Linked DNA regions of Homo sapiens: region 2 is linked to region 1. Evidence: read pairs that join two places in POLR2A ChIA-PET (ENCODE). Cell type or tissue: A673. All regions are shown on one strand. Each heading gives the region's core, and the rest is flanking DNA. Links, peaks and the distances in the headings are about the cores only.

The links. Peaks named below come from ENCODE experiments on the same cell type or tissue, not always from the same donor. Only the 100,000 strongest peaks of a DNase experiment are listed, where the experiment ranks them.
Region 2: POLR2A ChIA-PET joins it to region 1 with 16 read pairs; 4 of 35 experiments call an interaction of 5 or more read pairs at or near these places.

Annotation. Positions count from the first base shown.
Region 1 is chr1:226,024,370-226,036,708 of GRCh38, forward strand. No RefSeq gene overlaps it. Among named protein-coding and RNA genes, the nearest start is that of SDE2, 31 kb to the left of the region's middle. RefSeq lists an enhancer at 5,829-5,878. In A673, for the core only: no CTCF peak of the experiment used is centred there; no DNase peak of the experiment used is centred there.
Region 2 is chr1:226,091,931-226,104,269 of GRCh38, forward strand. No RefSeq gene overlaps it. Among named protein-coding and RNA genes, the nearest start is that of LINC01703, 15 kb to the left of the region's middle. In A673, for the core only: no CTCF peak of the experiment used is centred there; DNase peaks (open chromatin) are centred at 6,101, 8,801 and 9,141; H3K4me3 peaks cover 1,412 bases.

The sequences.
Region 1 (12,339 bases), core at 2,476-10,475:
AGCACCTTAAAAATATTCTTAGCTCTGTTAATTTCCAGAGTCAGAAATAATAATAATGTACACATTTATATAGCACTCTTAAGCCTTTTATCCACATTTACTCATTTAGTTTGTTTAAAAAGCCATTAAGAATGTACTTACATGATGCAAAAACAACAGGATAAAAACAGACAAATGAAATCATAAGCTAGCTGACCAAATGTTTAGGTAGTAGGAAATGGTTTTTTAAACTTAATTCTTTCAGCAAGTAATTTTTTCTGACTTGGATAGATAGATAAATACTGTTATATATGACCTGTCATTTCTACAATGATAAACTTTGATATTTATAAAGTAAATAATTTTGGCCGGGCTCAGTGGCTCACGCCTGTAATCCCAGCACTTTGTGAGGCCGAGACGGGCGGATCACGAGTCAGGAGATCGAGACCATCCTTGCTAACACGGTGAAACCCCGTCTCTACTAAAAATGCAAAAAAATTAGCCAGGCGTGGTGGCGGACGCCCGTAGTCCCAGCTACTCAGGAGACTAAGGCAGGAGAATGGCGTGAACCCGGGAGGCGGAGCTTGCAGTGAGCCGAGATCCCGCCATTGCACTCCAGCCTGGGCGACTGAGCAAGACTCCGTCTCAAAAAAAAAAAAAAAGTAAATAATTTTATTAGTATATGCTCAAGACATGCACATAGTGTATGTGTACTTTATACTCTTGCAATTATACTTTGATTTAGAAGATATAACAAAATACAAATAGTAAATTTAGGGCAAAATTGAACTGTACTACCACTTAAAATGTGGTGCAAAGACTACGGATTTTAATTGATTGATTTTATTTTATTTTTTATTTTTTTGAGAAGGAGTGTCACTCTGTCGCCCAGGCTGGAGTGCAGTGGTGCTATCTCCACTCACTGCAACCTCCGCCTCCCAGGTTCAAGCAATTCTCCTGCCTCAGCCTCCCAAGTAGCTGGGATTACAGGTGCCCGCCACCACACACAGCCAAGTTTTTGTATTTTTAGTAGAGACAGAGTTTCACTATGTTGGCCAGGCTGGTTTCGAACTCCTGACTTCAAGTGATCCGCCTACCTCGGCCTCTCAAAGTGCTGGGATTACAGGTGTGAGCCACTGTGCCTGGCTTTTTTTTTTTTTTTTTTTTAATTTTCTTTCTTAACCTTTCTGGGGGTGGCAGGGAGGAGGTCTGTCTCTCTCTGTCTCTTATTCCTACCATCTCTTCTTTTGCCTGTTTCCTCCCTACTTCTCCCTAGGCCACTTCACAGCTGCATCACTTATTTGTTTGTTTGTTTATTTATTTATTTTTCGAGACGGAGTCTCACTCTTTCTCCCGGGCTGTAGTGGCGCAATCTCGGCTCACTGCAACCTCCGCCTTCCGGTCTCCTGCCTCCTCAGCCTTTGGAGTAGCTGCGGTTACTAGTGCCCACCACCATGCGCAGCTAATTTTTGTATTTTTAGCAGAGAGGAGGTTTCTTTCTTTTTTTTTCTTCTTTTTTTTTTAGACGGAGTCTCTCTCTGTCGCCTAGACTGGAGTGCAGTGGCGTGATCTCGGCTCACTGCAAGCTCCACCTCCCGGGTTCACGCCATTCTCCTGCCTCAGCCTCCCGAGTAGCTGGGACTACAGGCACCTGCCACCACGCCCGGCTAATTTTTTTGTATTTTTAGTAGAGACAGGGTTTCACCGTGTTAGTCAGGATGGTCTCGATCTCCTGACCTCGTGATCCGCCCGCCTTGGCCTCCCAAAGTGCTGGGATTACAGGCGTGAGCTACCGCGCCCAGGCGGGGGTTTCATGATGTTGGCCATGCTGGTCTCCAACTCCTGACCTCAAGTGATCTGCCCACCTCTGCCTCCCAGAGTGCTAGGATTACAGGCGTGAGCCACTGCGCCTGGCCCTGCTTATTTATTTTTAGAGATAGAGTCTCACTCTGTCACCCAGGCTGGAGTGCGGTGGCGTAATCTTAGCTCACTGCAGCCTCAACCTCCTGGGCTCAAGTGATCCTCCCACCTCAGCCTCCCCGAGTAGCTGGGACTACAGATGTGTGTCACCAAATATTTTGTAGGGATGGGGTTTCACTTTGTTGCCCAGGCTGGTCTTGAAATTCTGGCTTTAAGTGATCCTCCTATCACCTGAGGTCAGAAGTTCAAGACCAGCCTGGTTAACATGGTAAAACCCTGTCTCTACTAAAAATACAAAAATTAGCCAGGCATGGTGGTGGCCGCCTGTAGTCCCAGCTACTCGGGAGGCTGAGACAGGAGAATTGCTTGAACCCGGGAGGCAAAGATTGCAGTGAGCTGAGATCATGCCACTGCACTCCAGCCTGGGTGACAGAGAGAGACTCTGTCTCAAAAAAATAAGAAAAAGAAAAAAGTGATCCTCCTGCCTCAGCCTCCCAAAGTGCTGGGATTACAGGCATGAGCCACTGCACTCGGCCAGCAAACATGTCATTTTATGATGTTTTATTTAGACTGATTTGTAAAGTTGCAAGTACAGTAAACAACTTGATAAATGTATAGAGTAGATCGTGTTGAAGATAAGGACAATTCCAAAAATAGTTGTCTGCCTCTCTCTGTTTTTGTTCTCCCAGTAACAAAGCTCACTGCCTTTAATTATAGTTTGAGACACTGTGTTGAAATATTTAATCTCTGGGTAATGACTGGATTTTAGTTTCCTAATTGGCATCTGTGTGTTTAGCATCTCTGCCAAAGCCCAACTCCGAGAATGAGCATGTAATACAAGATGTGGACTACATGTAAAACACTCTGATACCTGCCACCTAAGCTCTGGGGAAATACTGTCATAACAAACAAAGGAAGGATAAATATCATATACTTTATTATTCCACATATATGCATATTTTTAATGATCAGATTCCCCATCATTAACACATATTTTCTTTCCTTCTTTCTTTTTTCTTTGAGACAGGGTCTCACTTAGTCACCCAGGCTGGAGTACAATGGGACGATCACAGCTCACTGCAGCCTTGGCCTCTCAGACTGAAGAGATTCTCCTGCCTCAGCCCCCCAGTAGCTGAGACTACAGGCACATGACACTACACCCGGCTAATTTTTTGTATTTTGTGTAGAGATGGGGTTTTGCCCTGTTGTCTAGGCTGGTCTCAAACTCCTGAGTTCAAGTGATCCTCCCAACTCGGCATCCCAAAGTGCTGGGATTACAGGCGTGAGACCCCACGCCTGGCTGACACATATTTTTTAATGCCTGCCAACAACAGGCTAGGGTTTACAAGTCAAACCAAAAATCCATGTGTGAACAGCACATAGTGAAGTGTAACTATGGCCCCAAAGAAGCCCTTGGCCTTGTGAACATGTCTTGCTCATTTCTGAATGATATTTCATGTACCTGGGAGTAGCTCCCAGAAGAAAATGCTCCACCCACAACTGGGTGGCTTCCTTAAAACCTTGCAAAACCAGCTTGAAAGAACTAAAAGAATAATTTAGGTAGAAAAGTCATTGGCTTGAACTCCATCCACCAAAACTGCTTTGTGTTTTCTTAGCTGGAGAATCCAGAGAAGTGTCATTTTTCCTATTATTGTTGGCTTTGCATTGTTTGAAACAAGATGCCACTCATTATTTGCAACACATCTCTTTGGTGAGTCCATGACACACTGTGGGCGTGGGACCTACACACTCACATTCCCTGAATAATGTATGTTTCCTTTGGTAGTGTTTATACAGCCTAATGTTACACATGGGCGAAGGTGGAGCGCTGTTCTACCTATTGAGAACAGTCTAAGGTGAGAGGCCAAATCATAGATCAATGACAGGCTCTGTAGGACAGCAGACAGTGTTGCTCTTTCAGATGTGGAGAGGGAGAAGAGATTCCACTTTTCCGGTCTAGCCAATATGGGGCAACAGACATCCGACAGCAGTGTCATAAACCTTGAGCAAAAACTCAGGACAAGGGATAGCCAGCTATTTTAGAAGCTTTGAAGCTGCATATTCATCTGGAGGCCAATGTGTTCGTGTTCTTCTGAAAATGAAAACCACTCTCTTTCCTAACATGGATAACACTCTAACACTCCCGTGGGAACGAGATTGGAAGCTTTCTGCCCCAGGTCACAGTGGGTGACCAAAGAAGGCCGCTCCAAACACTGAAGCATCCTGGTGGTTTACTTAACAGGATCGAAGCAAAGCCAGCTCTCACCGCAGCAGCCTTCTACCAGTCACTAAATGATGGCAGGGCCAGCAGACTCTGTCAACTCCTGTGGTTGCCCGAATCTGATCTTCACCTCATATCCACCTTTCCCAGGCACAACCCAGAGTTCAAACTTTTGCCCTCTCCAAATTCAGATGAAGGGATCGGGTGCAGTGGCTCACGCCCATAATCCTAGCACTTTGGAAGGCCAAGGCAGGCAGATCACTTGAGGTCAGGAGTTCGAGACCAGCCTGGCCAACATGGCAAAACCCCGTCCATGCTAAAAATACAAAAATTAGCCGGGCATGGTGGTGCGTGCCTGTAATCCCAGCTACTTGGGAGGCTGAGGCACAAGAATCACTTGAACCTGGGAGGTGGAGGTTGTGGTGAGCTGAGATCGGGCCACTGCACCCCAGCCTGGGTAACAGAGCAAGACTCTGTCTCAAAAAAAAAAAAAAAAATCAGATGAAGGGATCCAATCATCTCCCAGAAAAAATGCTCAGTCCTTTCACTAAATTCTCCCTATAAGATGGGAATTTTCTCCTTGTGTCATAGAAGTGGAAACTAAAGCTCAGAAAGCTCATGTGACACAGCAGGTCAGAGGCGGTGCCAGGAGAGAAACCCAGGTCTGTGTGACTCCAAAGGTCACGTTCTTTTCACTTCCTCATTTTCCACCAAAAAAAAAAAAAAGTACCAGTTTTACACATAAACAAATACTGTTGTCCATTGACACTTCGGTATTAGCAGGTTCTGAGTTTCACTCTAATGGAGCTCATTGGGCCTGACTGGGTCTAGTTAGAGGTGGCAAGTATGTTAACGATATGAGGCCAGAGAGTTCTCCGCCCCTTAAGAAGCAATAACTTTATTCCTGGCCAAGGATGATGAGTTGACTATGTTCTTTGGACCCTTTGTCACGGCAAGGTATAATTCTCAATCTAGACTAGACAGATTGGCTGGCGCTATCACTTGGAAAGAAAGGAGTTTACTCCTCTTTGATGTCCTCCTTTGTGTCTGGAAGCAATCAATATAAAATTTATTTAGCCTTATCTTCTGTAACAAACCAAAGAGGGGAAAGTGTCCCAGAGAAGGCCGCGGGCACTTACTCACCCTTATTAATTCCATGTAACAACTGAGAGGCACTTTGAGCCTCTTAACCAAAAGCTTCACATCTTCAGATGCCAAGCCTCCAGCAGCAGGGCCACATGGCTCAAGCAGACAGGGAGCAGACTGGAAGTAGGCTGGAAGCCAACCTGAGCACAGCACCATGTCTCCAGGACCAGGCGGCACAGAAACTTGAGGCCACCTGTTCATCCACTGTATTTTTACCTATTTTTAAAATGTTCAACTCTCAGGGCTGGTGTTAGATGCTTATGATGCCACCAGGTAAGCCCACAGGTGCCAAAACATTATGTGCTTCTGCTTTGATATTCTCTGATGGATATTGCTGGCCCCAGCTCCCCTCTGGTACTTGGGGGGAAGTGGAAGAAGAAGAAAGATGAGCTGGTTGTTCTTGCTGCTGTTTCTCCACGATGAGACAGAATGAAAACCCTCTTTGGTTCCCTTCTGAATCCACCATCTGAGGACCAAGATATTCTCGGCTTGAATGAAATCAAAGTGGTTTAAATTAAAACTAATTATATCTGCTTTTAGAAACTGTAGGAATAGGCCAGGTGCGGTAGCTCACGCCTGTATTCCCAGCACTTTGGGAGGCCGAGACAGGCAGATCACCTGAGCTCAAGAGTTCAAGACCAGTCTGGGCAACATGGTGAAACCCCGTCTCTACTAAAAATACAAAAATTAGCCAGGCGTGGTGGTGCGTGCCCATAGTCCCAGCTACTCAGGAGGCTGAGTCAGGAAAATCGCTCAAACCCAAGAGGCAGAGGTTGCAGTGAACTGAGATAGCGCCACTGCACTCCAGCCTGGGCGACAGAGCGAGACTCTGTCTCAACAACAACCAAAAAACAATAGGAACAACCAATGGTTTTGAAAATACACCTTATCTATTAAAAGCATAAAAACATGAATGAGAAAGAAATACATTGAAATTCTTGTTGCTAGTTCCTCTGAAGAGGGAGAGAGAACAGAAGTGGAGGAGAAGGGAAATACTGTTCAAGTGGATTTTAACCACATCTGTTTTATGTTTGATTTCTTTTAAACGTAAAACGAAATTTGAAATAAATATGGCAGAAAGTTAACATGTGTTAATATTGTTAATTCTGGGTTATGACTACATAGGTGCTTGATATGTTGTTCTCTGTATTTCGTTATACTGAACGTTCTCACAATAAAAATATATTTACAAATGTTTTATGTTACAACTATGACTGAACGCTAAAAACAATGAGGTACATGGACTGTGAGAATGTGTAGGAGTCCTGAGGTTGGGAAGTGTGGCCAGGGGCAGTTCCCTAAGAAGAAACTGAGGGGGTGTCAGGAGGGCTTTGTATGCCCAGAGTGTATTAGGCTTCTCCAGAGAGACAGAGAATCAATAGGAGAAAGAGAGAGATGGATGGATGGATAGATAGATGACAGAGATGAGAGATGATTTATTATAGATGATAGATAGATAGATAGATAGATAGATAGATAGATAGATAGATAGAAGATAAGATTTATTTTTCATTTTTTTTTTTTTTGAGACAGTCTCACTCTGTCACCCAGGCTGGAGTGCAGTGGCACGATCTCAGCTCGCTGCAAATTCTGCCTCCCAGGTTCAAGCGATTCTCCTGCCTCAGCCTCCCGAGTAGCTGGGATTACAGGTGCCTGCCGTCACGCAGGCTAATTTTTGTAGTTAGTAGAGATGGGGTTTCACCATGTTGGCCAGGTTGCTCTCAAACTCCTGACCACAGGTGATCCGCCCGCCTTGGCCTCCCAAAGTGCTAGGATTACAGGTGTGAGCCACCGCGCCCAGCCGAGAGAAGATTTATTATAGGAATTGGCTCACATGATTATGGAGGCTGAGAAGTCTCACTATATGCTGTCTGCAAGCTAGAGAACCAGGGAATCTGACAGTGTAATTCTGAGTCCAAAGCAAGAGGCCTGAGAAACAGACTGGCTGCTGGTGCAAGTTCCAGGGTCCAAAGAACCAGAGAACCTGGAGTTCTGACATCCAAGGGCAGGAGAAGAGGGTGTCCCAGTTTCAGGAGTGAGAAAGTGAGAATTTGCCTGTCTTATACCTTTTGGTTCTATTCAGGCCGTCAAAGGATTGGATGGTGCCCAGCCACATTGGGTGAGAGTGGATTTTCTTTACTCAGTCCACTGATTCAAATGCCCATCTCTTATGGAAATACCCTCACCAACATACCCAGAAATAATGCTTCACCAGCTCAGTATCCCTTAATCCAGTCAAGTTGATGCCTAAAATTAACCATCACACAGGGATTGCCCTGTTACTGAGTGACACAGCTGGGAAACTATTTTGGAAGCTGAGATGGCAGGGACTTGGACTGGAGTAGTCATAGTGGTGGATACAGAGAGAAATTGATGAGTTTAACAGAAATTGAGGAAGTAGGCCTGGCACCATGGCTCACACCTGTAATCCCAGCACTTTGGGAAGCCGAGACGGGTGGTTCACCTGAGATCAGGAGTTTGAGACCAGCCTGGCCAACATGAAGAAACCACATCTCCATTAAGAATGCAAAAAAAAAAAAAAAAAAAGAAAGAAAAACTTGGCTGGGTGTGGTGGTGCATGCCTGTAATCCCAGCTACCTGGGAGGCTGAGGCATGAGAATGGCTTAAACCCAGGAGGAGGAAGTTGCAGGGAGCCGAGATCATGCCACTGCACTCCAGCCTGGGTGACAGAGCAAAACTCCATCTAAAAAAAAAAAAACAACAACAACAAAAACAAAACAAAACAAAACAAAAACCCATAAGAAATTGAGGAAGTAAAATTGCAGGACTTGGTGACGGATTGTATACAGGGAAGGAGAGAAGGGAACCAGTCTGGGGCCATCATATTTGGCTTGCCTACATAGATGGATGATGGCACCATCTTGACCTATGGAATGCTCAAAGAAGCCTGGGTCTGGCAGGGAGAATCATGAGTTTGGTTTTCGACTTACTGATTTTGAGGTATCTTGGAGACATTCAAGGAAAAACAGGGTACAATTAACAAGATAGTGGCAATAGGTGCTGGGCAGCCCAAAACTGCTGGTCACTTCTACTTACTAATCGCTGGAGGGCTGAAGTCTGGCTGCCTCTTCTGTGCCCTGCCTCTGTGACATGTCCAAATTGCTACGTTCAGGTTTAGGATGCAAAAAATCTGCTTTATTACACTGTGAGGAATCTTAGGATATTACCTATCTATAGCTGGGAAATTTAACCATTCCCAGGTTAGTCACATTTGACTAACTTGTTGAAGATGGTGTCTGATTCTTCATTTTCCTCCCCAGACCTGCTAGACTCTTTTTCTCATTTCTAGTCTTTGCTGATTTCAGGTTTCTTTTAGTTGGATGCCATGTATAAATAACCCTAAACTCAGCTTGTAAGTGCTTTTTTTCTCTGCTACCCAAAATTAATATAGATTCCTATTACCTTAGGTTAGGTTGTCCCAGAATCACACCTTAAGGCAGGATTTGAGTGCGACTAGTTTTGTTCTGTATATTTCGTTTTGTTTCATTTTTTTAAATTGTGGAAAATACATGTAACATACAATTTACCATCTTAATAAGTTGTTTTTTTTGTTTGGTTTTTTTTTTTTTTTTTTTTTTTGAGATGCAGTTTCGCTCTGTCACCCAGGCTGGAGTACAGTAGCATGATCTTGGCTCACTGAAACCTCTGCCTCCCGTGTTCAAGCGATTCTCCTGCCTCAGCCTCCTGAGTAGCTGAGATTACAGGCATGTGCCACCACACCCCGCTAATTTTTGTATTTTTAGTACAGACGGGGTTTCACCATGTTGGTCAGGCTGGTCTCGAACTCCTGACTTGATGATCTGCCCGCCTAGGCCTCTCAAAGTGCTGGGATTACAGGCGTGAGCTGTCGTGCCCGGCCCCATCTTAATAAGTGTTAGTGTCCAATTCAGTGATATTAAACACATTCACAATGTTGTGCAGTCATCACCATCATCCATCTCTATAACACTTTTCATCCTGTAAAACTGAACCGTATACCTTAAACCAAATAACTCCCCATTCCCTCCTTCCCCTACCCCCTAGCAATCACTCTACTTTCTGTTTCTAGATTCAACTAGTTTGTTTAAGAGGTGATTGCGGGAAGACTAGAGTGGGGAAGTAAGGCAGGAAAGGGAAGGAAGCCAAGAAAAGGAACATTATTAAGCAAGTTGCTTCTGTGTAACTGCAGCTGGGGTTCAGTCCTACTGGGGACCCTGGGAGACAGTGCAGAACATGCCTCTGAGCTTTCCTACCCAAGAGGTGAGGAAGATGGGGAGCCTCCGGTTTCCATCCATCATTGGCTGAGGCCTGCTCGTAGGGTCAGTAACCCTTCAGCATGTCTGTGTCTCAGGTGGAAGGAAAACTGTCAGGTGAAGAATCCCAGGTGCTTGCAGTAGGACAGCCACTGGAATGTACTGGAATGCTGAATGACAAGGGGATATGGATCCCAAAAGAATTTCTGAGCTCCCTTTAAGGAACAGACTCTAAAGTGGTCCCCATGATCTCCACCTCCTAGTAACTCACACCTTTGTATAATCATATAATTCCCTCCCTTTGAGTGTGGGTGGGTCCAGTGACTGCTTCTTTTTTTTTCTTGTTTTTTTCTTTCTTTTTTTTTTTTTTTTTTTTTTTTTTTTTTTAAAGAGATGGGGTCTCACTGTGTTGCCTTGGCTAGAGTGCAGTTGCTGTTCACAGATGCAATTATAGCCCACTACAGCCTCTAACTCCTGGGCTCAAGCAATCCTTTTGCCTCAGCCTCCCAATCTAAGACTACTTCTAACCAACAGAATATGGCAAAGGTGATGGGCTGTTAGTCTGTGATTAGATTACATTATATACAATTCTACCCCACTAGCTCTGTTCCTCCCTTAGTGGCTTTGAGGAAGCAAGCTGCTATTTTGTAAGAGGACCTATCAAGAGGTCCACATGGCCAGGAACTGTGAGCAGCCTCATAGAGCTAAGGGCAGCTAACAGTCAGCAAAAATCCAGGCCCTTGGTCTTACAGCAGCAAGGAACCAAATTCTGCCAACAACCCGAATGAGTTTGGCAGCAGATCTGTCACTAGTCAGGCCTCCAGATGGAGCTGAGCCACGGCCGACACCATGATGACAGCCTTGCGGCCTGCACTATGCCCAGGCCCCTGACTCACAGGGTGTGGGATAATAAAGGGAAGTTGTTTTAAACTAGTGCATTTGTCGTAATACGTTATGCAGCATAGGAAACAAATATGCTCCCTTATCCTATAAGCCTCCAATCTGAGCAAGATGGCCTCAGCCCTTCTGCTTTTTCTTCTGATAACCTTTACTCCATGTCCGCTAATGAGCAATTCTTTTTTATCTTATTTTATTTTATTTATTTTATTTTTTTAAGACAGGGTCTCTGTCTGTTGCCCAGGCTGGAGTGCACTGGCATGATCATAGCTCACTGCAGCCTCGACCCTGGCTCAAGTGATCGTCCAACCACAGCTTCCCGAGTAGCTGGCACCACAGGTGTGTGCCACCACACCCGGATTTTTATAGGTTTTTTTCTTTTCTTTCTTTGTTTTTTTTTTTGTAGATGCGGGGTCTCACTATGTTCCCCAGGCTGGTTATGAACTCCTGGCCTCAAACGATCCACCTCGGCCTCCCGAAGTGTTGGGATTACAGGTGTGAACCACCACGCCCGGCAGCAATTCTTAGGGTTTAAATAAACGTATTGCTTTTTTCTCTTATTAGGAAAGTAAGACATATTCATTGTAAGGCATATAATATATATAAGCAAAAAAAGGAAAAAAAACAACCAATGCTGTTCATCTAACTTTTTGTTAGGTAAGTTCAGACTTTCTTCTGGAGAGTTCTCTCTGTCTTTAAGTTCTATATTCTCTTTGATCCCTACTATGAAAGAACTTTTACCCAAATATAAATGTATAATTAGAAAAGATTGTATTTATATGGCTTGTTCTTGACCTTTTCCAAAGAGGTGTACACTGAAAATGCCCATATAATTGAGAAAGGCATTATTCCCAGGGGGAAAATTTCCATGGACATAGTAAAGCCATTATCCAGCTTTGTTCAGAGGGATTCTCATCCTACCTGAGGAGGAAAGAGGTGCCAAGCATTTGGGACCATTGAGTCCAAACTTCTTTTGAGTAAATAAAGGGCTTTTGCATTTAGCATGTAGGTGCTGAATTCAGCAAAGGAGGCACAGCAGAGACAGAGGAGCTCTCTGTATCTTCCTTCACCTTTTTACTTCCCTCTTTGCCTGTGGGCAGCAGTGAAAGAAGAATCTCCTGCTGGCTCTAAGACTCCCAGGGAATAGCCCCAAGGTTTTTCCCTCTTCCTTTCTCACTTTCCTTCTTTCTGCTGCTCACAGAGCAGTTCCAATTCTACCAATTCTACCATGATGTAGTCTCCATGAGGCCTCTTGCCAATAGGAAAAACTCCTCCCCTTCCTACTGCACTTGTGCTCCTTTCTGGAGCATCACTGGGTGTTTTCAGTTCACCCAAGTGTTCATTTAACAAACACCAGGTAGGCCGGGTGCAGTGGCTCATGCCTGTAATCCCAGCACTTTGGGAGACGGAGGCGGGTGGATCACAAAGTCAGGAGTTCAAGACTAGTCTGGCCAACATGGTGAAACCCCGTGTCTACTAAAAATACAAAATTTATCTGGGTGTGGTGGCTCAATTTTTTTGAGACGGAGTTTCACTGTTGTTGCCCAGGCTGGAGTGCAGTGGCACGATCTCGGCTCACTGCAACCTCCGCCTCTCGGGTTCAAGTGATTCTCCTGCCTCAGCCTCCCAAATAGCTAGGATTACAGGCATGTGCCACTGAGCCCAGCTAATTTTTGTATTTTTAGTAGAGACAGGTTTCACCATGTTGGCCAGGCTGGTCTCGAACTCCTGACCTCAAGTGATCCACCCACCTTGGCCTCCCAAAGTGCTGGGAATAGAGGTGTGAGCCACTGTGCCAGGCCAATTTACATGCAATTATAAGAGACAGTACAATCCTGTCTCTATAAAAAAGAAAATAATTAGCCAAGCATGGTGGTACATGCCTGTAGCCCTAGCTACTTGGGAGGCTGAGATAGGAAGATC
Region 2 (12,339 bases), core at 2,941-10,940, 68 kb after region 1:
ATCCCTTGAGCCCAGGAGTTCAAGACCAGCCTGAGCAACATGGGAAAACCACCATCTCTACAAAAAATATAAAAAAGTCAGCCAGGCATGGTGGCACATGCCTGTAGTCCCAGCTACTTAGGAGGCTAAGGCAGGAGGATCACGTGAGTCCCGGAGGTTGAGGCTGCGTTGAGCCATGATCACATCACTGCACTCCAGCCTGGGCAATAGAATGAGATCCTGTCTCAAAAAAAAAAAGGAAACAACCTAACTGTCCATCAACTGGCGAATGGATAGAGAGAATGTGGTACATCCACACAATGAAATACTACTGAGCAATGATAAAGAACAAACTACTGATACATGCTATGCCATGGATAAGTCTTGCAAATGCTACGTGGAGAGAGAAGCCAGACCCAAAACAATGCATACTGTATGCTTCCATGTATTTATTTATTTATTTTATTTAGTGGGTTTTTTTTTCTTTTTTTGTGACAGAGTCTTGCTCTGTCACCCAGGCTGGAGTGCAGTGGTACAATCTCAGCTCAGTGCAACCTCTGCCTCCCGGGTTCAAGTGATTCTCCTACCTCAGACTCCTGAGTAGCTGGGATTACAAGCACGCGCCACCATGCCTGGCTAATTTTTTTGTATTTTTAGTAGAGATGGGGTTTCAACATGTTGCCCAGGCTGGTCTGGAACTCCTGACCTCAAGTGACCCACCCACCTCGGGCTCCCAAAGTGCTAGGAATACAGGTGTGAGCCACCGTGCCTGGCCTGTTATGATTCCATTTTATGAAATGTCCAGAAAAGACAAATTTAGAGACAGAAAATAGATTATGGAGCTGGGCACTGCAGCTCACACCTCTAATCTCAGGACTTTGGGAGGGTGAGGTGGGAGGATTGCTTGAGGCCAGGAGTTCAAGACCAGCCTGGGCAACATAGTGAGACCCCATCTCTGCAAAAAAGAAACTAGATTAAAGGTTGCCTGGAGAAGGGGGAGAATGGGGATTAACAGTAAATGGGACTGCAGTCTTTTATTGGAGTCATGGAAATGTTCTAAAATGGATTTATGGTGAGGGTTACACAACTTGGTAAATTTACTAACAATTCACTGAATTGTACACTTGAAATGAGTAAGTTATACAATATGTAAGATATACATCAATAGTGGTATTAAAAATAGATGTACAATGCCTAGATGAGCTGCTTAATATGGTGTGTGCTTAAGAAATCGTGACTCACTTCAGAGCTGCTCTGGCTTAGATTCCTAAATCCATAAAACTTCCCTTTCCTGGTCTCCTGAACGGGTGAGTTTTCTTTCCTTTTACATCCTGCACCAGGACCTCTGTGGAGGGTATCAAGAAGAAGCCCTGCTTCTAGAAATTATTAGTCAGTTAAGCTGTCAGGATCTTACAAGGAGACAGCAGAAGAGAGCGCCTCTGTCTACAGGGAGCAGAGGTAGGGGATTTCAGAAGGCTGGGAAACCTCGCCCTTCAGTTCATCCTCCACCCACCACCACCATCACACACACAAACTAGGAGCCTATTGACCTACCGCTTCCCAGATCTGTCCTGGGGTCAGGAAAAGGCCGCAGAATCATAAAGAAATGAAGCTGATTTCACTTCCTGGATCACCAGTTTTGTTCCCTCAGCACGACTCCCTGAGAGTCTTCTCTCCAGCCTAACCATGCACTTTTCCAAGCGTCGAGATGCTTAGAAACTTCCAAAAATACTTGACCACAGTGCCAGAAAGACATTTCTAATAAAACTTGCCAGCAAAGGGCTGGGAAGACCCCAAGTGTCTCTTGTCAGGGAAGCTTTATAGACTTAGCTCCTGGGAGCCAGCTGGGCCCTGGCTTGCTAGACCACCCTGCAAGGGCTTGGCCTCTCTCCCCAGCCCCTGCCAGGCCTGCTGGAAGTAGTGGCTGGAAAGAAATGGGGGCTTTGGGGTCAGGGAGCCTGTGTTCCAACTCCGGCTCCCCTTGCACTGGCTGTGTGGCTTTAGGCATGTGACTGAACCCCAAGAGCCACAGTTCATTCAGCAATAAAATGAGAGCTTCTGTCACCACTGCCTCTCCAGAGGCTGCTGTCGATTAATGGAATGTCATGGGTGATTGCATCGGGAATGGGGGGCGTCCAGTAAAGGCAGCTTCCTGCCCTAGGCTTCTTCCTGGTGCCCACTGGAACTGCAATTGGACCTGGCTGCCTCCGATTTACCGAGGCTCCATTTTATTTATTTATTTTTAAACTTATTTTAAAAGTAGAGATGGAGGCGGGTCTCCCTATGTTGCCCAGTCTGGTCTTGAACTCTTGGCCTCAAGCTATCCTCCTGCCTTGGCCTCCCAGGTGCTGACATTTTAGGTGTAAGCTACCGTTCCAGGCTGAATTTACTTTCTTTGAGACTGTGGCAGATGCGCTTGAAGCCAGCAGCAAAAGCAATGCCCATGGAGTGGTTTGGGCTGAAACTGTTCAGCCATTCATAGCTCAGCACCGTCTTGGTCTTCCATTACCAGTGGAAGGGTCCAGGGCTCCTGAGAGGCAGCTTGGCCCCATGCAATGGCTTCCTCCACTTCCACAATCCCCTCACCTGGCAGGGAGATAGTGAGCAAGCAAGAAGGGGATTAGCCTCCTGCCTGGGCAGGACCGTGGGGCACAAGGCAAGCTCCAGGCAGGGTTCTTCAGGACAGAGAGGGCAGCACAAACACCAGGCCCTGGCTTGAATATGTGTTTCACCACTTGCTGGCCAGCAACCCTGGGCAGTTCTCTTAACCTCTCCAAGTCTCAGTTATTTGGTCTGTAAAATGGGTATGATTACACCTGTCTCCCAGGGCTGCTGGGGAATGACAGTGTGTAAAGCCTAAGCACAGTGCTAGGTGCATCCCTGGCACCTGCCATAGTTAAGGGTGGGGGGCAGGGCTGGTGGGAAAACAGGATGGGGGAGAGAAAGAGAAGCAGAAGAGGAAAATGCTGGGGAAGGAGAATGCCCTGGGTTTTACAGGGTTCTGCAGTTTAGGGTCATTCTTCTACCCTCTCCCACCTTTGCTCAGGGCTTGGGCACATGCTCTTCCTTCTCCTCCTGTACACTCCTGCCCGCTATCCAGCAAGGCCTCTCCACCCTGAGGAAGCATCAGTTTAAAAACCACCTCTTCAGCTGGGCCTGATGGTGCATACCTGTTAGTCCCAGCTACTCAGGAGGCTGATGTGGGAGGATCACTTGAGCCCAGGAATTGGAGGCTGCAGTGAGCCGTGATCATGCCACTGCACTCCAGCCTGAGCAACAGAAGGAGACCCCATCTCTAAAAAACCACAAGAAAAACAAAACCCCACCTCCTTGAAGAGATCTTCCCTAGCAACCCCCACTCACCTCTAGAATAGATCCCTTCCACCCTGTTTTTCCTTCAGTGTGAGATTTCTAGATTTATTTGTCTGATTATTTGCCCCCAAGACCATCAGCTCCAGGAGGGCAAGGACTGTGTTCACTTTGCTCACTTCTGTATACAGCACCCAGCATCATGCCTGGCACAGAGTTTGGGAAGGGGACGATGATGATCCCTTGTCTGCACCTCAGAGAGGCAGCAGGGACTGTGGGCAGGGACCTCCAGGCCATAAGGAGCTGGAGGGAGTCCTAGAGGGTGGAGGGAGCGAAAGCAGGCCAGAGAGGCAAAGGGGCAGGAGACATGTGAGGGCATTCTAGGTGTGGGGAATGGCTTATGCCACTGTCCAGGTGCATGAACCTATCAGGGAGTTGGGGAAGACAAAACTCTTGGTAGTGGCTGTAGCAGAGCAATGGTGAAGGAGCCAGTCTGCCGCAGCCACTCTTCAGGACTTTGCTTTCCTGGGGCCAGGTTGCAAACAACCTTGAAGCTTGACCAGGGTATGTGGACCTTATCCTAATTTTTATGGGTTTTGTTTGTTTGTTTAATCAGAGACAGGGTCTCTCTATGTTGCCCTGTTTAGTTTCCAACTCCTAGACTCAAGAGTCCTCCTGCCTCAGCTCCCCAAAGTGCTGGGATTACAGGCATGAGCAGCCTGGCCTATTGGAGGTGGTGTGTGTTTGTTTGTTTGTTTGAGACAGAGTCTAGCTCTGTCGTCCAGGCTGGAGTGCAATGGCACCCTCTCAGCTCACTGCAACCTCTGCCTCCTGGGTTCAAGCAATTCTCCTGCCTCAGCCTCCTGAGTAGCTGGGACTACAGGTGCACACCACCACGCCCAGCTAATTTTTGTATTTTTAGTGGAGATGAGGTTTCATCATGTTGGCCAGGCTGGTCTTGAGCTCCTGACCTCAAGTGATCCGCTCGCCCCCGCCGCGGCCTCCCAAAGTGCTGGGATTACAGGTATGAGCCACTTTGCTTGGCCCCTATCCTAGGTTTTTAAGTAGGGAAGTAACATGATCAAGCTTGTCTTGCTCAGAGCTCCCCTCGGAGGAAAGGCTGGAGGAGGTGACTGAAGCTGTTGCCTTGAGGACCCAGTCTGGTCTCCAGCCTCAGTGCTTCAAGGACAGGGTCCTTGCTGTATAGAGCTACTGGTGATTCAGACACAATCCACCTTGTGTTGCCTGCGGCTGACCTCCACTGGCAGGTGCCCTCTCCCTCTACAGTGGAGGTGTATGCGCTCAGGCAATGCAGGCTCAGCCCAGCTGTGGTCCCCCTGGAGGCAGTGAGCCCTTTGAGAGGTCTGAGCCAGGGGTGGTGGTTCACACCTGTCATCCCAGCAGTTTGGAAGGCTGAGGCTGGAGGATTGCTTGAGGCCAGAAGTTTGAGACCAGCCTAGGGAACATAGCAAACCTATCTCTACAAAAAAAAAAAAAAAAAAAATTAGTCAGATGTGGTGGTGTGTTCCTGTAGTCCTACCTACTCAGGAGGCGGAGGTGGGAGGATTACTTGAGCCCAGGAGTCCGAGGCTGCAGTAAGCTAAGGTTGCATCATTGCACTCCAGCCTGGGCAACACAGCAAGACCCTGTCTCTAAGTAAATAAATAAATACATTTTTTTAAATTAAAAAAAAAAGAGAGGGAAATCCAAGCCAAATCCTCCAGGGGTCAAAGTCCTGCTGTCCTCCCCTGCTCTGCTCAACCCCAGCCTACCTCTGTGTGGGGTGGGGGTGTCGGGGGAACCCATGCCGCTGAGCAAGGAGCTCCCTCAGCTGGTCTATTAGTCAGGTGAGGCTAGGTTCTACCGCAGTAAATCAGCCCCAAACTTCAATGACTTCACACAACAAAGTATATTTCTCAATCATGTTATACGCTCAGTGCAGTGGAGAAAAGAGGATGGAAGGGCAGGGCTCTGTTCCACCTAGGGTCTCAGGGATCCAGGTTGCTAGAAGAGCCACCATCTAGACAATCACCAGTCACCATGGCATGGGAAGAGAGGGCATGGAGAACTTACACCTTTTGATCCAGTAGTGACACATGTAAACCAAAAAGTGACTGAGGCAGGTCTCAATTGATTAGAAGCTTATTTAACCATGATTGAGGATGCAAAAAAACCAACAAAACAAAAACAAGTCACAGAAGCATCTACAACCTGTGATTTTTCCAAGGAAGGTTTCAGGAACTTCAGTATTTGAAGGGGAAAGAGCAAGCAGAAGAGGAAAAAAAAAAAAAAAAAAACGGGGTAAGGGGGCTGGGCGTGGTGGCTCACGCCTGTAATCCCAGCACTTTGGGAGATCCAGGCAGGTGGAGCACCTGAGGCAAGGAGTTCGAGACCAGCCTGGCCAACATGGTGCAAACCTGTCTCTACTACAAATACAAAAATTAGCCAGGCATGGTGATGCATGCCTGTAATCCCAGCTATTTGTGAGGCTGAGGCATGAGAATCACTTGAACCCAGGAGGTGGAGGTTGCAGTAAGCCGAGATCGCTCCACTGCGCTCCTAGAAGGGTAGACAATGAGGCAAATGGATACAATCTTAGGTTCCTATTAGCCTTAGTGAATGTACCTTTTACATGTGAAACAGAGGACCAAGTCAATTATGCAAAGTCTTGGGGTAGGAGGAGGGATGATTTCTAGTCTTGTCCTTATCCTGTCCCTGTGAAGATAAGCTGATAATTGACATTGTCAGGGTGAAGTTTAACAGAACTTGATTTTAGAACTAGCTTATAGGGGAATGTGTATTCTGAAAGGTTTAGGGGCCCACAGGGAATTTCCTTGTGAACAATTTGGGAAATATGTAGCCTTCTATTGTTGTGGGAACCTGGCTTACGAATGAGGCTATGACACAGGATTGTGAAACTACCGCTATCTGTTTGGGAACAAAAGGAAGGCAGTTTTTCTGTGACTCAGTTCCCAAACTTAACTTTCCCTTTGGCATAGTGAGTTTGGGGTCCCAAGACTCTGTTTGCTTTCACATATAGGTCACACTTCCGATTATAGCCAATTGGCCAGCACTAGCCCACTGGCCAGCAGCCAGGGTTCTGGAAAGGTAGAAGAGCCCACGGGTACTCAGTGGGCAGTGACTGTCTGTTCAGCCAAGTGCAAGCCAGGTTGGAGAGCAGGTTGGCTCCTGCCTGGACATAGGAAGATGGATGACAAAGGATGCCCAGAAAGGTGTGGGCTCCTTCCCAGTTACCTCCAGCCTCCATCTGCTCTCTGATTCCTAGAGCACAGCTCAGAGAACATCAGTTCCACTTTCCCCCAGCTTACCCAAAATATAGCCCCTACCCATTCTGGCCTCAGCACAACGCTGCCTGATTTCTCTCCACTCTTTCTCCCCTCCCCTCCCCCTGCCCTCCCCATCTCCCCATACCTCCCAGCTCCAACCACACGAGGCTCCCCCTGCTCTGTAATATATACTTTATTTCCTTTACCCCTCCGGGAATGTTCTACCCCTCTCTGCTCACTAGAATCCCACCCATTCTTCCAAATCTAGCTCACTTATCACCTGGTCCATGAAGATTCTTCCCACAGAATATCCTCTGCTTCCTCTCACCTCACAGTCTCCTACAGATGAAATGCCCAGCCCACAGCTCCCCACTGAAGGGGCAGCCCCAGGCAGACCATGTGATCCCATTCCCTATCCCAGCCACAGTGAGGTGGATCCACACGGCCACTCTGTTGCCTGGGCAGTGGCCTATGAGGTGGGGCCTGGTGGGAAGGATGAGATGAGCTAGGTCTATCAAACTCTCTTTAGATAACTTTTTTTTTCTGGAGATAGGGTTTTGCTGTATCACCCAAGTTGGAGTGCTGTAGTGCAGTCAGGGCTCACTGCAGCCTTGAACTCCTGGGCTCAGGCAATCCTACCACTTCAGCCTCCAAAGAAGCTGGAACTATAGGCATGTGCTACCATGCCTGGCTAATTTTTTTAACTTTTTATAGAGACGGCGGGATCTTGCTTATGTTGCCCAGGCTGGTCTGGAACTCCTGGCCTCAAGCAACCTTCCCACCCCAGACTCCCAAAGTGCTGGGATTACAAGTGTAAGCCACTGTGCCAGCCAGCCAGTGTTTTCTTGCTGTGTCCTCAAAGAGAGAAAGGAACTAGTGAGCTCTCTGGGCCTTTCTTATAAGGTCACTAATCCCAGTCATGAGGACTTCACCCTCATCTCATCACTTCTCAAAGGGCCCACCTCATAATACCATCATTTGGGGATTAATCACCTCCTTTGAGAATGAAAGTTAAAAAAAAATTGGGGGTTAAAATTTCCACATACAAGCCAGTCATGGTGGCTCATGCCTATAACCCCAGCACTTTGGGAGGTGAGGTGGGAGGATTGCTTAAGCCCAGGGGTTCCAGACCAGCCTGGGCAACACAGGGAAACCCCATCTCTATAAAAAGTTTTAAAACTAGCCAGCTGTGGTGGCATGCCTGCAGTCCCAGCTACTTGTGAGGCTGAGGTGGGAGGATCACTTGAGTCTGAGAGGTTGAGGCTACAATAAGCCATGACCACATCACTGCACTCCAGCTTGGGTGACAGAGTGAAACCCCATCTCAAAGGAAAAAAAAATTTTTTCAACATATGGATTTGTAGGGGTGGCACAAACATTTAGACCATAGCACATCCAACTCTGTAATTCCTACCTCTGGGCTTTTTATGTAAGAGACAGACACACATAACTGGATTCAAGTTGACTTCATTTCACATAAGCAGTGTCTTCTTAAAGAACAACTTGTCAAATACAATTTTCATTCACTGACTTCCACACTGAGGGAGGATACTGGGTCCTAAACAATGTTTTCCTAAAATATTCTGTGCAAACCAGATTTTAACCAATGTAGTCATTGTTCTCCACTGACTTACTTTATGAATATTAATGATGACTTTTATATTCAGCGTTCACTTCGTGGTGACACCTAGCTAGTGTTTAGTTTTTCAAAAATTTCACTCCTTGGACCATTGGGTAATAACCAGCAAACAACAGGTAAGAGTCCCAAACTGCTGCTTGAAAGAGAAAAATCCCTTTGGAAGACCACGGTAATAACTACTACTAATGTGTGGGGGTTTTGTTTGTTTTTTGTTTTTGTTTTTGTTTTTGTTTTCAGAGGGAGTCTCGCTCTGTCGCCCAGGCTAGAGTGCAGTGGCACCATTTCGGCTCATTGCAACCTCCACCTCCCGGGTTCAAGCGACCCCAGACTCCCGAGTGGCTGCGATTACAAGCACCCGCCACCGCGCCCGGCTGCACTCTAGCCTGGGCAACAGTGCAAGAGTCCGTCTCAAAAAAAAAAAAAAAAGAGTAATAGACTGTATTTCCCGAAGTATATTCATGGCCTTGGATGTTGTTAACAAGCATTAAGATTTTAAAAGGGCCCGAGGTCAAACCATTTAGGAAGAATGCCTAATTCCCACAGTTAAGGCTCGGTGGGTGGGCGCATGCGCACAGGATCCTCGCCGTCAGGCACCTGCGGAACACACTTGGAAATCGCTTTTTCCGGAGGCCCAATTTCATTTCATTATACACCACACCACACTGTGCTGGGCTGTGGAGGAAGAACGGGAAGCAGTTTTGGTCCAGTCCTCCAGGACCTAGTTTTAGGAAGAGGGTGGCAAGGCAAAAAAAAAAAAGAAAAAAAGAAAAAAGAAAGCACAAATCCAATTACAGTTATGAGTTTATGACAAAGTTTCTATAAATGACGGACCGCATACAGACAGGGCCCCATAAGATTATGATGGAGCTGAAAAATTCCTATGGCCTAGTGATGTCATAGCCTTCTTAAGTCTTAGCGCAACCAATGCATTACTCACGTGTTTATGGTGACGCTGGTGTAAACAAACCTACTGCACTGCCAGTCATATAAAAGTATAGCAGAGGGGTCCCCAACCCGTGGATCAGTACTGGTCCATGGTCTGTTAGGAACCGGGCGGCACAGCAGGAGTTGAGCGGCGGGCCAGCCCCCAAAGAAAGCTTCATCAGTACTTACAGCCACTCCCCAACACTGGTTTTGCTGCCTGAGCTCCGCCTCCTGTCAGATCAGCAGAAGCATTAGATTTTCCTAGAATCGGAAACCTATTGTGAACTGCATATGCCAGGGATCTAGGTTGTGCACTCCTAATGAGAATCTAATGCCTCATCTGTCACTGTCTCCCATCACCCCCAGATGGGATGTCTAGTTGCAGGAAAACAAGCTCAGGGCTCCCACTGATTCTACATTATGGTGAATTGTATAATTACTTCATTATATATTACAATATAATAATAATAGAAATAAAGTGCACAACAAATGTAATGCACTTGAATCATCCTGAAACCATCCCTCCCCCTTACCCCAGTCTGTGGAAAAACTGTCTTCCACGAAACCAGAACCTGCTGTCAAAAAGGTTGGAGACCTCTGGTACAGCACATATAATTATGTACAGTACATAATACTTGATAATGACAACAAATGACGATGTTACTGGCTTATATGTTTACTATGCTATATTTTTTATTGTTATTTTAGAGTATAGACCTTCTACTTATAAAAAGAAAAACACATTAACTGTAAAACAGCCTTGGGCAGGTCCTTCGGGAGGAATCCAGAAGGCATTGTTATCATAGGAGATGCCAGCTCCCTGCATGTTATTGCCCTGGAAGACCTTCCAGTGGGACAAGATGTGGAGGTGGAAGATGGTGATGTTGATGGTCCTGACCCTGTGAAGGCCTAGGCTACTGTGTGTGTTTGTGTTTTAACAAAAGAGTTTAAAAACTAAAAAAAGCCGGGCATGGTGGCTCACACCTATAGTCCCAGCACTTTGGGAGGCTGAGGCGGGCAGACCACCTGAGGTCAGGAGTTCGAGACCAGCCTGACCAACATGATGAAACCCCGTCTCTACTAAAAATACAAAAATTAGCCGGGCAAGGTGACGCACGTCTGTAGTCCCAGCTACTTGGGAGGCTGAGGCAGGAGAATCACTTGAACCCGGGAGGTGGAAGTTACAGTGAGCCGAGATTGCACCGCCGCACTCCAGCCTGGGTGACAAGAGTGAGACTGTCTCAAAAAACAAAACAAAACAAAACAAAAAAAAGTAGTACATTATAAAAATAGAAAAAAGTGTATAGAATAAGGATATAAAGAAAGAAAATGTTTTTATACAGCTCTACAATGTATTTGTGTTTGACGCTAAGTGTTATTACAAGAGTCCAAAAGTTTAAATTTTTTTTAAGGGTCTCGCTGTGTCACCCAGGCTGGAGTGCAGTGGAGCAATCTTGGCTCACTGCAACCTCTGCCTCCCAGGTTCAAGTGATCCCCTAACCTCAGCCTCTCAAGTAGCTGAGACTATAGGTGTGCTTCACCACCCCAGCTAATTTTTGTATCTTTAGTAAAGGTGGGTTTTGTTTGTTTTGAGACAGAGTCTTGCTGTGTCACCCTGTCACCCGGGCACAATCACTGCTCACTGCAGCCTCAACCTCGTGGGCTCAATCGATCCTCTTGCCTCAGCCACCTGAGTAGCTGGGACTACAGGTGTACACCATCATGACCAGCTAATTTTGTTATTTTTTGTAGAGATGGGGTTTCACTATGTTGCTCAGGCTGATCTCAACCTCCTGGGCTCAAGTGATCTGCCTGCCTCGGCCTCCCAAAATGCTAGGATTACAGGCATGAGCCACTGTGCCTTGCCTAAGAAAATTTTAAGTCATTTTAGTGTACACTGTGTACAGTGTTATAACATCTACAGTAGTGTACAGTAATGTCCCAGGCCTTCACAGGCACTCACCACTCACTCACTGAGTCTCCCAGAGCAGCCTCCAGCCTTGCAAGCTCCATTCATGGTAAGTGCCCTATACAAGTGTACCATTTCGTTTTGCATTGTTGTTGTTGTTGTTGTTGTTTTAGAGGTGGCGTCTCACTATGTTGTCCAGACTGGAAAGCAGTTGCTATTTACAGGCACGATCATCACCCACTACAGCTTCAAACTCCTGAACTCAATCAGTTCTCCCACCTGTCTCCCTAATAGCTGGAACTACAGGCATAGGCCACTGCACCCGGCCGGGGATACCATTTTTTTCTCTTTTTTTAAATTTTTTTTTTTTTTTTTTTGAGACGGAGTCTCGCTCTGTCGCCCAGGCTGGAGTGCAATGGCGTGATCTCAGCTCACTGCAAGCTCCACCTCCCGGGTTCACGCCATTCTCCTGCCTCAGCCTCCTGAGTAGCTGGGACTACAGGAGCCTGCCACCTTGCCCGGCTAATTTTTTGTATTTTCAGTAGAGACGGGGTTTCACCGTGTTAGTCAGGATGGTCTCGATCTCCTGACCTCTTGATCCACCCGCCTTGGCCTCCCAAAGTGCTGGGATTACAGGCGTGAGCCACAGCGCCCGGCCTCTTTTTTAAATTTTTAATTTAATTTTTTTTGAGATGAAGTCTCGCTCTGCCACCCAGGCTGGAGTGCAGTGGTGTGATCTCAGCTCACTGCAACCTCCGTCTCCTGGGTTCAAGCAATTCTCCTGCCTCAGCCTCCTGAGTAGCTGGGACTACAGGTGCATGCCACCACACCCAGCTAATTTTTTTATTTTTAATAGAGATGGAGTTTCACCATGTTGGGCAGGCTGGTCTCGAACTCCTGACCTCAAGTGACTCACCCGCCTTGGCTTCCCAAAGTGCTGGGTTTACAGGTGTGAGCCATCATGCCTGGCCCATATTTTTTCTCTTTTATACCATATTTTCACCATACTTTTTCTCTGTTTAGATACACAAATACCTTTGTGTTACCAGTATTCAGCACAGTAACATGCTGTACAGGTTTGTAGCCCAGGAGCAATAGCCTACGCCGTGTAGCCCAGGTGTGTAGTAGCCTCTACCATCTAGGATTGTGTCAAGGACACTCTAGGATGTTAGCACAGAGACAAAATCACCTAATGACACATTTCTCAGAATATATCCCTGTTATTAAGTGATGCATGACTGTACTCAACACTGCTAGAAAGGCGAGTCCAGAGCAGGACTCATCAGAATGCA